4 separate regions of the Homo sapiens genome follow, and regions 2, 3 and 4 are each linked to region 1. A link is a contact called in ENCODE Hi-C or POLR2A ChIA-PET data. All regions are on one chromosome and are shown on one strand. Each heading gives the region's core, a stretch centred on a gene start or an enhancer-like site at or near the end of the contact. The rest is flanking DNA. Distances are from core to core; before and after follow the strand shown.

The links. A loop is a pair of places that touch in the nucleus more often than their neighbours do. ChIA-PET counts read pairs that join two places held with the same protein, here RNA polymerase II (POLR2A). Pooled maps may share reads with other maps.
Region 2: a loop to region 1 is called in a map with no recorded cell type, with 8 times the contacts of the local background. The contact joins two enhancer-like sites. A Hi-C loop is called at or near these places in 7 of 37 single-sample maps with no recorded cell type and 12 of 50 pooled maps. POLR2A ChIA-PET finds 5 or more read pairs at or near these places in 2 of 52 experiments (Panc1 and naive thymus-derived CD4-positive, alpha-beta T cell).
Region 3: a map of naive thymus-derived CD4-positive, alpha-beta T cell shows a loop between it and region 1 (4-fold over the local background). The contact joins the promoter of LINC00598 here to the enhancer-like site in region 1. A Hi-C loop is called at or near these places in 1 of 168 maps with a recorded cell type or tissue (naive thymus-derived CD4-positive, alpha-beta T cell) and 9 of 50 pooled maps. POLR2A ChIA-PET finds 5 or more read pairs at or near these places in 1 of 52 experiments (activated B cell).
Region 4: a pooled map shows a loop between it and region 1 (3-fold over the local background). The contact joins two enhancer-like sites. A Hi-C loop is called at or near these places in 2 of 50 pooled maps. POLR2A ChIA-PET finds 5 or more read pairs at or near these places in 2 of 52 experiments (A673 and naive thymus-derived CD8-positive, alpha-beta T cell).

Annotation. Positions count from the first base shown.
Region 1 is chr13:40,024,794-40,028,131 of GRCh38, forward strand. No RefSeq gene overlaps it. Among named protein-coding and RNA genes, the nearest start is that of LINC00332, 160 kb to the right of the region's middle. Within about 2 kb of position 1,603, at least 2 of the 41 ENCODE cell types and tissues checked have a DNase peak (open chromatin) inside an H3K27ac peak, as active enhancers do.
Region 2 is chr13:40,516,754-40,520,091 of GRCh38, forward strand. No RefSeq gene overlaps it. Among named protein-coding and RNA genes, the nearest start is that of LINC00598, 37 kb to the left of the region's middle. RefSeq lists a silencer at 823-1,022 and enhancers at 1,228-2,427, 1,233-1,382, 1,503-1,572. Within about 2 kb of position 1,963, at least 2 of the 41 ENCODE cell types and tissues checked have a DNase peak (open chromatin) inside an H3K27ac peak, as active enhancers do.
Region 3 is chr13:40,479,515-40,482,852 of GRCh38, forward strand. LINC00598 (long intergenic non-protein coding RNA 598) reads right to left here and starts at 1,490. Exons shown (of 7, transcript NR_024507.3): 1 at 1,395-1,490.
Region 4 is chr13:40,400,736-40,404,073 of GRCh38, forward strand. All of the region lies in intron 6 of LINC00598 (long intergenic non-protein coding RNA 598), which reads right to left. Among named protein-coding and RNA genes, the nearest start is that of LINC00598, 79 kb to the right of the region's middle. Within about 2 kb of position 1,821, at least 25 of the 41 ENCODE cell types and tissues checked have a DNase peak (open chromatin) inside an H3K27ac peak, as active enhancers do.

The DNA of each region.
Region 1 (3,338 bases), core at 353-2,852:
GACTTTGGCAATTTCCTGACAACTCTTTGCCTTCATTTTCCTATCTGTGAAACAGTTTTGCTCATTTTGCTACCCTTAGAATAAATTCTACAATGTCTATGAATCGATTTAAGCCCCTTCCTAGAATGACAACTACAGGAGGCTGCTTCAAGGGTGTTCGTGTAGCCCAAACCTCCCTTTTCTGAAAGAAATGCCTCCCCCTGCACAGGACTGGACACCAGGAGCCAGATCACTCAAATGATGCTAGCCCCTGGCCATAGTTAGCTGAGTCAAAGGTGGATCAAGGAAGCCAATCTCTAATTAAGCTGGACCTACTAGTGTCTGTCTCTCTTGGGACAGGTCAGTTGGTTGGGAGCCTGAGACTGGGGAACGATGCAGAGACAAGGGTTAGGCAACACATTTCTGACACTCTTCCAGAAAATCAGGAAAAAACAGTCTGCGAAGAGAGAAAAATAATGCTGATATCCAGAGAGAAGTGGGGATGAGCAGCTGCTTGACCCCCAGGGAGTGATGCTGGGAGGCATTGCCTTGGTTCCTGACTCTACTCCAGGTCTTCATCCAGACCTTCTGCTCCTCTAACCTCATATCCTTTCAACAAATCCCACTTTTTAGCAAACACTCCTTGGTGAGTTTCTGCTACTTGGAACCAAACGATCCCAAGCCTGAAATCACATACTCCTCTGAGTTGCCTATCTCAGAAAAGCTAGCAATGTCATTGACAGATAAGGTCCTTTGCAGGAACACTGTTGCAGCTGGAGGTCATTATCCTAACTGAGTTAGTGCAGGAACAGAAAACTAAATATCATATGTTCTCACTCATAAGTGGGAGCTAAACATCGCATACTCATGGACATAAAGATAGGAATAATAGATGCTGGTGACTACTAGATGGGGGAGGGAGGTCACCAAGGGCTGAGGAACTAACTGTTGGGTACTATGCTTAGTACCTGGGTGATGGGATCATTCATACCCCAAACCTCAGCATCACGTAATATACCCATGTAACAAGCCTGCACATGTACCCTCTGAATCTAAAATACAAGTTGAAATTATTTTTAAAAAAGGATTATTAACAAGACCTTTTTATTTAAAAAAAATTCTTTAACATTCTTTCAGAACAAAACATTAGCATCCAGCTTGTTCTTGGACATTCTTGTCTGTTAAGGTTGAGCCCATTTAGGCAAATTACCCTAACATGAAACTGAGCAGAATTCTCAACAGAAATCCAGGGCTCAGCTATTAGTAGAGTTTTAATTTTTGTTATAGCATTGAAAGATGACCATTCTCAAACCACTACACAGCTAAGCTGGGTTTTGACTCCTTGACAACTGCATAGCAAATTGGTCCACATGAGGAATTCTGGCTCTATTAATCAGCTGTGGCTGCTCCATGTCAGTGGGTAAAATGCGGATGTCATTCAGGGTGCAGATGGCCAATCCAAATGATGTTTTCAATGGCATGAAATGAGGCAAAAGAACTTGAAATTGAGATAAGAGCAGCCTACCACCACCGTCCAGCCTTCACTGGAGGTGTGAGAAGCCAGCCTGTTTCTGTTCACAGGGAATTTAGGTGAATCATGACCATTTCTGTCCGCGTGAGGTTGAAAGTGAAACCCTATTCAACCCTCAAGATTTGCTCAACCAAGGGCTGATTACGGTGGGAAGGAAAGAACAGAATTTACTCATCAATAGTCCTAGACCTGTAGGCAGAAACCTTTTCCTTTGTGGTATCTGGCTCATCATCATCAAAGAGTGTGTTTCTCTGTGTGTGTGTGTGTGTGTGTGTCTCTCTCTCTGCCTCTGGTCTTTCTCATTTTATCTCTGTGTGTATGTGTAAACACACACACATATAAAAACATATACATAAATTGTGTATATATAATACATATGTACAGTATATATGTATATATTATGCAGGGCCAAATGATTATTATCAAAGAGATTATTAAAAATGCTGTTTTATCCTGCAACTTCTCAAAGAGATGAAGCTTCCAAATTGATATCTACAAGAGGTGTTGTCCTGTAGGTGCTATGAAGCACTCATATTTCCCCACAGAAGAAGTGTGGTTAGTAGGAAAATGAAAGTATTTTGAATTTCTCTTCACTGGAACTTAAGGGGAAACCCAGGAGACGTGCCTTGCTTCTTTCCCCCATGGCTCCAGCTGAGGACACCCTGTCATCAGGACACGCCTGCCCCACAGAGCAGCTGCAGAGAGGACCCTTCCCATATCCCCGGCCTCCCCAGTCTGTTCTCCTGCTGACCCCTGCCTTGTTAGCTGGATAGCAGATGCTCCCTCATCTAGCCAGCGACAAGCAGAGGGCATTCTTCTAAGAAAAGTGCCAAGAATCATTCCTTCTCTAGAAATGTCACCAGAGTCCCATGTGAAACAATAATAGGGACATTGATTTAACATCTAGGCATTTTGATTTTAAGGGCTTGTACCTATGGTATTTGCTTATGCTGGGGCTTCCTGAGTCCCTAAATAACCTTTCCAGTCATTTGGGGCTGAGTGATGATCAACAATGTATCGCAAACAGGACTTCTCATCAGTTTATTAAAAATTCATCCATCTTGGAAGATCAGTCAACTTCAACATAAGAAGATCCATTTTTGGGGATCTGACTTAGCTCACAAGTAAAGTGGGCTTTCTGGAAAGTGAGTGCGTAAATGGCCAAATGTAACATAAACTCCAGTGAGCTGTGCAAGCCACTCACTGGAGCAGATTGCTCAGTGGCCACTCATTCTGATAATTAATGAGTCTTATTTTGAACTGCAGTGACATCGTATAAACATGGATGTTTTTTCCTTCTACTTTATTAAGAAGGAAGAAAATAAATTAAACCTCCTGGCAACAAATGAATGAATATGTTATATTTTTTAATATCCACAGCCTTACCCACAGAAAGTTTATTATATGATGGGCTCTCAAAATGAATTTTAATATATGCCTTTGGATCATTTATCTTACAATTATCACCACAGGGATTTTCATGGAAAAATAACATTTTCTGGCCAGGCATGGTGGCTCACACCTATAATCCCAGCACTCTGGGAGGCTGAGGCAGGCAGATCACCTGAGGTCAGGAATCCAAGACCAGCCTGGCCAACATAGTGAAACCCTGCCTGTACTAAAGTTACAAAAAGTAGCCAGTGTGGTGGCAGGCACCTATAATCCCAGCTACTCAGGAGGCTGAGGCAGGAGAATCGCTTGAACCCGAGAAGCAGAGGTTGCAGTGAGCCGAGATTGCACCTCTGCACTCCAACCTGGGTGACAGAGTGAGGCTCCATCTCAAAAAAAAAAAAGAAAAGAAAAAACATTTTCGTGGCAACCCCTGATA
Region 2 (3,338 bases), core at 713-3,212, 490 kb after region 1:
CCAGCTACCTAGGAACTGCATATCTACTTGCCCAAGCAGAACCTGCCTTTGGAAAAATACCTGATAAATTCATTTACACTCCTACATAAACCACTGACAAGGCTTCTGAGGTTACTGTTCTTTTACTGAGAAGCACTTATTTTGTTAACAGAAGACAAGGTGGAAGACTATATCAGTATTGGATTGAATAGCGTAGTCCCAAAATTTGCTTCCCCCCAACCTCAGAAGGTGACCTTATTTGGAAAGAGGGCCTTTGCAGATGTTAGTTAAGATGGGATCATACTGGACTGGGGGGACCCTAAGTCCAATGACTGGTATCTTTATAAAAAGATCATGAAAGACACAGAGACAGAGAAAAGACAGCTGCACGAAGAGATGGAAATTGGAGTGACGCAGCTGAGGAATACTAAGGATTGCCTGCAACACCAGAAGCTAGGGACAGGCAAGAAAGGATTCTTCCCTAGAGCCTTTAGACACTTTGATTTCAGACTTCTGGCCTCCAGAACTGTGAGAGAATGCATTTCTGTTGTTTTAAGCCACCCAGTTTGTTGTACTTTGTTACAGCAGCCCAGGAAACTAATATAATGTCTAAAAATCTGAAATACTGGCTTCTATGGCACAACTGGACCCTTCAGAGAGGTATATTGGGAGAAGGCTCTTGGTGCCCCACAAGAGACCCACACCACCTGTCCTACCTATCCCAACCAGACGGCTTGGCAGGTGAGGGGAAGGAGCAAGGCTGAGAGGTGAACAGACCCTCAGCCATCACCATCGACAACTTGTAAAAATGTGGGGACCAACAAACACCCACTAACCTCTTTTTGCACTGGGCTTGTTCAGCTGCCTGCTGAGTGGGCTGAGAACAAAGTCAGCTGCAGTCATGAATACATGAGCCAATGCAGTGGTTATTAACATTTTGGTGTCATTGATCCTCAAAGAACATGGTGTGACCTAGGGACTTTCTCCCCAGGAGACACATGCAGATACTCACTGAAATTTGCATACAGTTTCAGGGGTTTCACAACCCCCTGAAGCCTCTCCATAGAGGTAAGAACCTTTGATCTTCTAATCGAACAATGATCTGTCCAAATTTAAACTTACAGAAGAGGTACAGTTCCAACATTGGTGAGTAGTTTTGTTTCTGTGTATGAGCATTGAGTACAGAGTAGAAGCTCACCAAGTCAAATCCCAGCACTTTCCTTTCAATGAGAAATGTACTTAAACTTCTCAGCCTCGGTTGTCTTGTCTGAAAAATGAGAAATAGTGATACTACTTCCCAGAGCTACTGTCAGGATTAAATCAAATAATGTCAGCTATAGACTCCTGAAGCACCCTGGACTTCCCCTTCTAAACCCTGCATCCCCTTCTAATCATTCAACTTAAGCAGTTGTTCAGTAGCCATAACCCAGTAAATTGTAAGCTTCAGGAAAGCTTTATTCACAACTGTATTCCCTGGGGCTCAGACTGTCTCGTTCAGCATGGTGCCCGGCGCATGGCTTCTGCTCAGTAAATGGTAGCTCTTATGAATATCCAGCTCAAACTGGTAATGACAAGGAAGCATTGCTAGACAACGAAAGGGTATCTGCTAAAATGTCTGCCTTCGGAAACCTATTGTGGACTCCATGGAAGAAGAACAAGTGCTGTCTTCTTTCTTTGTTGCTATCCTCAAACAAAGAAGTGAAGGATTGTTGCAAGACTCAAAGTCTGTCACTCCCACAGAGCACCAGGAAATGAGCCTCTTCCCTCAGATTCCCCCACCCCAGTTCTGATCCACATAGAGGCTTCTGAGACTCAACCCCATCTGTGAGTCTAAATGGACAAGACAGCAGCTGCTGAGTGGGAGGCAGCACCATCTCCGGAGAGAGGCCCCAGCCCTTTCCCAAGAAGGTGTTACTTTTGATTTCCTTCAAGTGTGATCAAGGTGGGTGAAGGGTGGCTGCTGGAAGTCTAGGCGAGGTGTGGGCTGGCTGAGTCAGGGCTGGCCACGTTCCCCTTGGGAAATTCCCATAGGGAGGGAGCAGGTGGCAGTTGTCAACTGGGAAATTAACCTGGCGTGACTTTAAGATCAATGGGTAGATTGTAATCTGCCCACAGAAAAACCTGGGTCTAATTAAGGGACAGCACTCTGGGTGGAAGTGAGATCCTATGTTTGGAATGAAGTCCTTCACCTTGGCCTTCTCTGTTTCCACCTCTCTAGTTCACAGGCATGTTGTTAGAATAAATCAAATGAAATGATAAATACATACATTTGAAAACTGAAAAAGTGCTCATGGAGTAGATTAATAAAATAGTATATAAAAGAATAAGGCAGATTTTCATACTGTTACTAAAAAAGTTTAATTAAAATGCTATTGAAAAGTATTAATGCAATTTATTATTATTAATTTGCCTCCACTTAGCACCAGGGAGCAATTTCCCCATTTTAGGGGATGGAGGCCTGGCCAAGGAATCAGGATCTGTAGGTGACTCTTATTTGATTAGCCATGTTTGCTTCAGGGCACCAAATCACAAAGGAATAAAAAATACCAGAGCTGCCCAACAATGAAAAGATTTCTTAGAGACATTTTAGGCTTCCTCTCAAATCCTCGTGTTTTACATATATTACAAATTCTTAGCCCAAGTCCAAAAGATGGACTATAAATAAACTTGCAGACAAGCATTAAAAGGTAGAAGGTTCAGGGTGACATGGGACCCCATGAATGAAATCTAGAGATAGGGACTTGTTCCTCCCGGACCAAGATAAACTCCCAGGGAAAACTTCTACAACCTGGAGACAAAGCAGGACTATTTCCCAGGAGAGGAGAACAAACAGCTTTTTATCAATAATGACTACCATTGTGTTGGATATCAACTATGCACTAGATACCTTCTCTGCATCACTTCTAACCCTCAAACAAGTCCCAGTTTATAAATGAGATTGAGAGAGCTCACATGAAGTGTAAGATCACAGAGGCTAAAGAAAGGTGGGCTCCAGGTTTGAACCAAGGCCTACCTGTTCTGTCAGCTCACCCTTCTCAGCCGTGCTGCGGTTATTCACCATGAGACCCAGAGGAGGTGACACTGCCTGCCGTGGCGAATGGGTGTGATCACATGAGGTCCAGCCGGGCATTTTTGCAGGCTGGGCTGTGCCTCTTCCCTAATCTGGGACAGTTATACTGCCAGAAGTTCAAAATTAGGCTAGACAACCCATTTTCTTAGCTTCCATCCAGTAAAATAAAAGTTTTAAAACCAGACATGAAAAAATGTGGGTTTTTTTAACTTTTTATTATGGAAATTTTCAAATACACACCAAAGTTAAGAGAATGGTAAAAGTTATCCCCCCTGTGCCATAACCCACC
Region 3 (3,338 bases), core at 240-2,739, 450 kb after region 1:
ATCTCCCAGGCACTGCCAGAGCGAGGCAGGCTTTGAGGAGCCTGTCAAGGAGGGCAAAGGCCTCGCTTTGAAAACGCTTCTCCAGTGTGCTGGCTCGTGGGACTTGGCAGGCCCAGGGAACGGCGCCGCGGGGAAGAAAGCCCCTGGATAGGCCTCCCTGGCGGGCACCCCCTGCTCTTTTCATTCGGCCCCATGTGACGCCCGTGAGGGAGCTGGCAGGCCAGGGCCTGGTGAATGAATCCTGTTTGTCAGGGCCCCCGCCTTGACTGCAGCCCATACGTCAGGACACACGCTTCCCGACTGCTAAATGACGGCTGAGAAAAGGACAGTGGTTTTCGGTGTTTGTAGGACAGGCAGGAGTGGCCAGGCAAGGACTGAGATCAGTCATAGGGGAGAAAATCCAAAAAGTAAAAACTCCACCGACCACAGGAGACTTTTCTTCTCTGCTCTGGTCAGCAAGAAGGTCCCATGATTCAGCACAGAAAAGCACCCTCTGGCAGCCCGGTCCTGTTTAGTTCTGGGTTCGGTGCAATTTCTTTGTTGAAACTCAGTTTCTCCCTCTGTAAAATAGGTATAGTGACACGAGCCCATGGGAGCTGCTCAGTAAAGCTCTATTGTTTAATCAGCTGACAAATGGCAAAGCCAAGTCCTAAATGCTTACTCAACTGGCCACCAGTAATGGGTGCATAATGAGAGTGAGAATTCAAGGGCAGCCACCTACCTCGCCCATCTGTTTATTTTTCCTGCCTTGGTCTAAAATGGTTCCAAGGCCCCAGACTCACAGCAGTCATGCCTCTTCCGTGGCGGCCAGAAGTGCAGAGGACAGTGTTATTCAAGGTCATCTGAAGAAGGCAGGGACCCACCTGCCACAAAGGGTCGTTGTGAAAATGCAAACGTCCAGGAGCAAGGATTAAGGGGAAGACTCCCACACCGGAGAGCAGCCAAGGGCACCCCCTTGCCGAGAGCAAAAAAAACATGTGGTCACTTCTAGAAGGCAGAGTGACAAGTCAAAGCCTCTCTGTGAGTTAGCAGAAATCATTCCCTCCGGGTGGAGGAATTACACATGTCTTTCTGGGCAGGCAAGTTAGGAAAGGGGTGCCCGTCTGGGCAATCCAGTCAGGACGAGTGCCCCTTTCTCCCAGACTGGGGACGCAGTCTGGAGGGCAGCGCCCACTACCCCTCCCTCTCTGGGCACCGTGGCACACCCTCCGGGGCCCTGCCTTTAACCGCTGTGTAGCCTGACAGGGAAACGTCAAGGTCAAACAGGAGGCCTCTCACAGCTGCAGGAAGGAACACCAAAGCATCTTCTTGAGAAATAAACAATGTTGCCTCTTTTAGCTCTAATTTTTTCTGTATGGCTTTGAAGTGGCAGTGTCTAGGGAAACCCCCAATACCTTTCAAGGGGGGAGATCAAGGACTCCTGCGTGTTGCAGTGAAGTTAATGAAGCCATTCATCCATTCGGCCAACAGCCATCATCGGAGCTCTACAGCGTGTCCCCAGTAAGTCTGCTGTCAACACGCAGACATGGGGGGCGTCAGCACAGCCCTTGACCTCTGCGAGGTCACAATCCAGGGTGGCTGCAAGACCAACAGTAGCACCCCCCACCCCCGACCAATGAAGTCCAGAGGAGCAGAGAAAGTGCTGGCAGACACAGAGGATGGAGCAACTCACTTATTTTAGAAGAACCAAAGAAGGCTTCACAGAGGTGACTTCTGGGGGTGTTCTTAAGTGAGGGGTAGAATTTCTATGACCAGAGCAGCCAGGTGGAGGGAAAAGCAGAAGCATAGCTACGGAATCAGAAGAGTCTGTGCTGTGGCCAAAGCATGGGGTGGGAGGTGCGGAGGCAGGAAGTCCCTGAACACACCAAGAGTCAGAACTCAGGGAGGCAGCGGAGAGAGGACCCACAACTCCACCTGGGCCTTAGGGCAGCTCTGACGATGCTGTAAGGCCAGACTGTAGAGACTAACAATATAGGCATCACCTGGAAGACTTGAATGACCCAGGGAAGATGCAGAGGCTTGAGGACCAAGCCAGAGGGGACGGAAACACAGAGACTCGGGTTTCCAGACCGGACCGGGCGCATGGTGAGGGCACAGGCCTGCAATAGACAGCACAGGAGTGGAGTGGGTTTGGAAGGCCAATGTTGAATGTGGTTGTGGAGAAGCCAAGTCGAGGCTCCTAACAATGCAGTCCTGTAGAAATGCATAACAGTTAACTAACCAGCGATGAATAGCTAGTTTTAAAACTAAAAGGCAAAGAGATTGCAAGGGAACTAGGGCCCTGTACAAGGACCCCTGCCGTGCTCTGGGGCTGTGGGAGTAATTGGGTCAGGGCAACAGTTCTCAGACTTTGGGGTGCATCAGAATCACAGGGCGGTGTGGGAGGCCACTGACAATCCAGGTACCTCGGCCTCACCCCCACTGATTTTGTGTCAGCACCTACAGAAGTAACACCGATTCCAGCTCCCCAGTTACAACATACTACAAATCAAGGAGTCCTTTAAACTTTTTAACTTCTTTCTCACTAATTAACTAGAAATACCCTCCCCTGTTTACCTTTTAGCTGAATAATCTCTTTAACTGATTAACTGAAGTTAATTCTCACTGGCCAGCAAAAAGTTCGGTGAAATTAGCCTCGGGAGAAACTAAGATGGCAAAGGCTATTTTGTGGGAGGTAAGAGAAGAGGGAGAAACAGAGACAAGAGACAGTAGGGGGGAATGGCTAAGAATGGTCCGTCTGGGCATTGTTGGTGAAACGGCTTAGTGGTTGTGGAGTCACTAGAGCCACACGTTGTATGTGAAGTCATCAAAGCGGACATCAGGGAGCCCTGGAGTTGGTCCCTCATCCCCAGGAAAGGAGGACACCGGCTTTCCACCAGCCTCAGCAGGTCCACCCTCAGACAAGGCTCCCCATAGGCTCCTCCTCAGGCTGTCCTGCTGTGAACATTGACCCCACAATCTGCACAACCTGTGTAGAATCACTTCCAAGTTGACCAAGACTTGCTAAATTATCTCATGAAGGACAACAAAGGCACAACTTAAAAATGGAAGAAGGTGAATATAAAGTAAACCCAAAACTCCTACTTTTTTGTCCCTTCTCACACTGCTATAAAGAACAACCTGAGACTGGGTAATTTAGAAAGAAAAGAGGTTTAATTGGCTCACAGGTCCACAGGCTGTACAGGAGGCGTGGCTGGGGAGGCCTTAGGAAACTTACAATCCTGGTGACAGGCAAAGGAGAAGCAGGCACGTCTTCACATGGCAGCAGGAGGGAGCGAGAGAAGGGGGGAGTGCTACATGCTTTTAAAATACCAGATCTCATGAGAACTCACTGTCAC
Region 4 (3,338 bases), core at 571-3,070, 380 kb after region 1:
GCACACAATGCTGAGAAAGAACCACCCATCGTAAAGCCTTAAAAAATAACCTGCTTTCCAATGCATATGCGGGAATAAATAAGCACCTACCAGAGTGCTTGCTGACAATATGAGCAGGAGGATACCCTCCCCATAAGGTTCTTGGAAGAATGACATGAAGTGTAAAAGGCCTGACAACTAGAGGTGCTCAATAAATATTTGCTACTAAATACACAGTGGGTATTCTGTAAATATGAGTTTTTCTTCTCCCTCCTTTCTCACACTCTCCCACCTTTCCAAGAGAGGCAGGTAACCATGAAATAGAGAAATACTTTGAGGAATTTTCCTGCACAATTCTAGCTATATTGAACTGAAGAAAAACATAGCCACTGTTGTAGCATGGAGAGGCCAGGGATACTGGGTGCCACAGGGGGATTCTGGAAGAAGGAGAGACTAGATTTGGGGAAAGAACCATCTGTCTCTGCAAAAGGCCCCAACTTTCCTTCAAAAACTTATTTTCTATTAGGCCTTTGCCCAAACTTAACAACAGATATTTATGTAAAACTGCCTATGTGCCAGGCACTCTTCTAAGTGCTTTACATAGAATCCTAACAACAGTCCAATGAAACAAGTACCATTATCATCCCCATTTTATAGATGCAGATGCTAAGAACTAGAAGGATGAAGAAGTCCAGAGAGTCTCAAAACTGCTTGGGATTTATATCAGTACCTCTAGGAAATGTGTTAAAATGTAAATTCACATCCTCCAGGATTAGGCAAAGTAACTAAGAAAAAAGAAAATTGAGGACTGACAAGAAGACCAAAGGTGGAACCCTGAGAAACAGCAGCTACATTTATGGGACAGATGGAGGAAGAATTGACCTCAGGGTGTGGTGTGAGAAGGTAGCAGGAGAGCCAAGGCAGGGTGCTGTCTTGGCCATTCAGGGAAGGGTGTTCAAATAATGAGGTCACGTCAACCATTTCAGGAAGGTATTGGGAAGTGTTTGCTGGGATTGGCAATTAGCAGGTCACTTACAACTTTGTTGAGAAGAGTTTTAGTGTCGTGCTGGGGAAAGAATAATGGTCTCATCCTCAAATACCTTGTAAGACCCTTGAAGGAATCTCTCTCTCTCTCTCTCTCTCTCTCTCTCTGCGTCTGTTATCTTTGACCAGGCTTATACACAGTAAGTGCTCATTTTGCTGATTTTGCCATTGCTGACAAAGATAATGACATTCTACTATTGCTGTTATGAAGTCAAGAGCAAAAGATGGTGTGTATGTGAGTTGAGATTTCGAAAATATGGGTGCAGGAGGCAATTACCCCTCAATTTCAGTTAGGTAGGAAAGGGGGCAGGCAGACAGAGCTTCCTGCATTGCAGAGAGAGATGACCACAGGATGCCCCATAGACAGAGACCAACTCTACTCAGCCAGAGAGAGAAACTGCAGTTCTCCGATAGTAAATGCAGTTGTCCCCTCTTATGGAGACTCAGCTGCCAAAAACTTAGGTGAAGGTTCAAGGTCACTGTGAACCCAGGGCCACCCTGAAATGCTGTCCATTTGTCTGCCTCTAGTCCTTTTTCGGCTTCTAAAGTCCAATCATTCTTTGCCCTTATAACCACTCTGGTGTGTCTTGGAGAGAAAACACAGTTCTTCACGGTTTGCCAGTAGTCGAGGGAGGAATCTGAAAGCTGACTGTTTCTCCCACAGCTTCAGGAGCATTAAAACTTCAAAAGAGGAACTATTTATGCTGTCATTACCACAGCGGTCACTTCTGCAGGATTTCTTTCTCTGATGCAGCACTGGTTGGACACACTTGGCCCAGGGCCGAGAGGGGAGAGGAGGGCGTTACAGAGACACTGAGTCATCCTGCCTCCTCCACGCCCTCCGCAGCTGCCCCTCACTGCACTTCCTCCTCCTCCTCAAGTTAAAGGTCAGCCTCTCATGCTCGTGCCAAGTTTTGCGAAACACACATACGCCAAAAAAAAAAAAAAAAAAAAAGGCTTCAGAAAGGGTAAATTTTTTAACATGAAAAGAAATAAGGAAAGCCTCCTTCAAAAATACATGCAAAAATAAGTAATCCTTCCCCCATACTACTTAATAACTCCAGAATGATAAAAATTTTCCAATTGTGAATATGTAAGGAATAAAATAAAAGGAATGAATGCCCCACTGTGTTAATGCAGCCCTTTTTAAAATGATCCTAATTTCTTCCAGAAGGCTCTGGAGGGTAGATTGCAAGGTTTGTCTTAATATAGAATTATTCCCTTCTCTCCGCTTGTCTTTAGAACCAGTGTGAACATGGTGATATTTTACAGTTGGCAACCTGTACTTCGCTGCTCAAAAATGCTGCATTCCAAGGGCTACAATCATGCATTGTGCATTTGAAATGCCTGTTGCTAAGAACAAATATCAACCCCAGGACGACCCCACTCAGCAGATCGGCCAACTCCCGCACAGAGCTGTTTCCCGACCTCTGGTCAGAGACAGGAAGCCCATTGGACCCTAGGCCCAGGCAAGTGCGGAGGGTTCCCAGGCAGGTGACATGGTAAAATGTAGACGACTAGCTCTCTGTCTGTCTTCAGGATAACGTCTGCCTCCCACCCTTCCTGGTCCCAGCTTAGGAATGTATGCAGCCCTTTTATGTGCATTGCCAGGAGGCTTGTGAAGTAGATTGGACAGAGGTTTTACAGCATTGTTCCTATTTAACTGATCAAGGACTGAACCTTGTAGTTTAACAACATGAAGTTGTACGGGAACAACTAAGCAGTTGCTGGACTAAAACCCTCAGCTTCCGAATCGCAGCCCCATTAAACTCACTTCCAGCCCCGTTGTACCCTCTTTCCCCATGAGGCCGCCCCAGTGGTGCTGAAAACAGGGACTGACCTGGTTGCAACGGGAGCCTGGGGTCCTGTTCTTTGCATGTTCCCACACTGCCCTTAAAGGCTGACTGCCCCGTGGGCACTGTACATCTGCAGATCACTCGCTTTCGACATTCAGAGACCTCCATCTCATGGCAGGGTTGCCCGTGTCCACACCTCGCACTTCTCCCATGCCACTTACAGCCTGTTTCAGATTAGTTTTAACAATTGTTTTCTGGAGATTTTCCAAACTTTCCTCAGCCAAACAATCAGGGAAAGGGATAGGCCTGGCGCCGTGCAGAGGAATGGAGCCCTTCCCGCCCTGGAGCCACCTCCAACAGAGGCAACTCCGTGTACGGTGAACATTACCCTAACTGGTGAAAGTGATGATGTTCAATTATGTTGTATGTTATGTGCTTTTGTTTTTTGCACTTCTCTGTAAATGTCCTTCTTCCTAGTGAGTGGAGGGGTGTTGGGGGCGGAGTACTAGGATGTGAAAG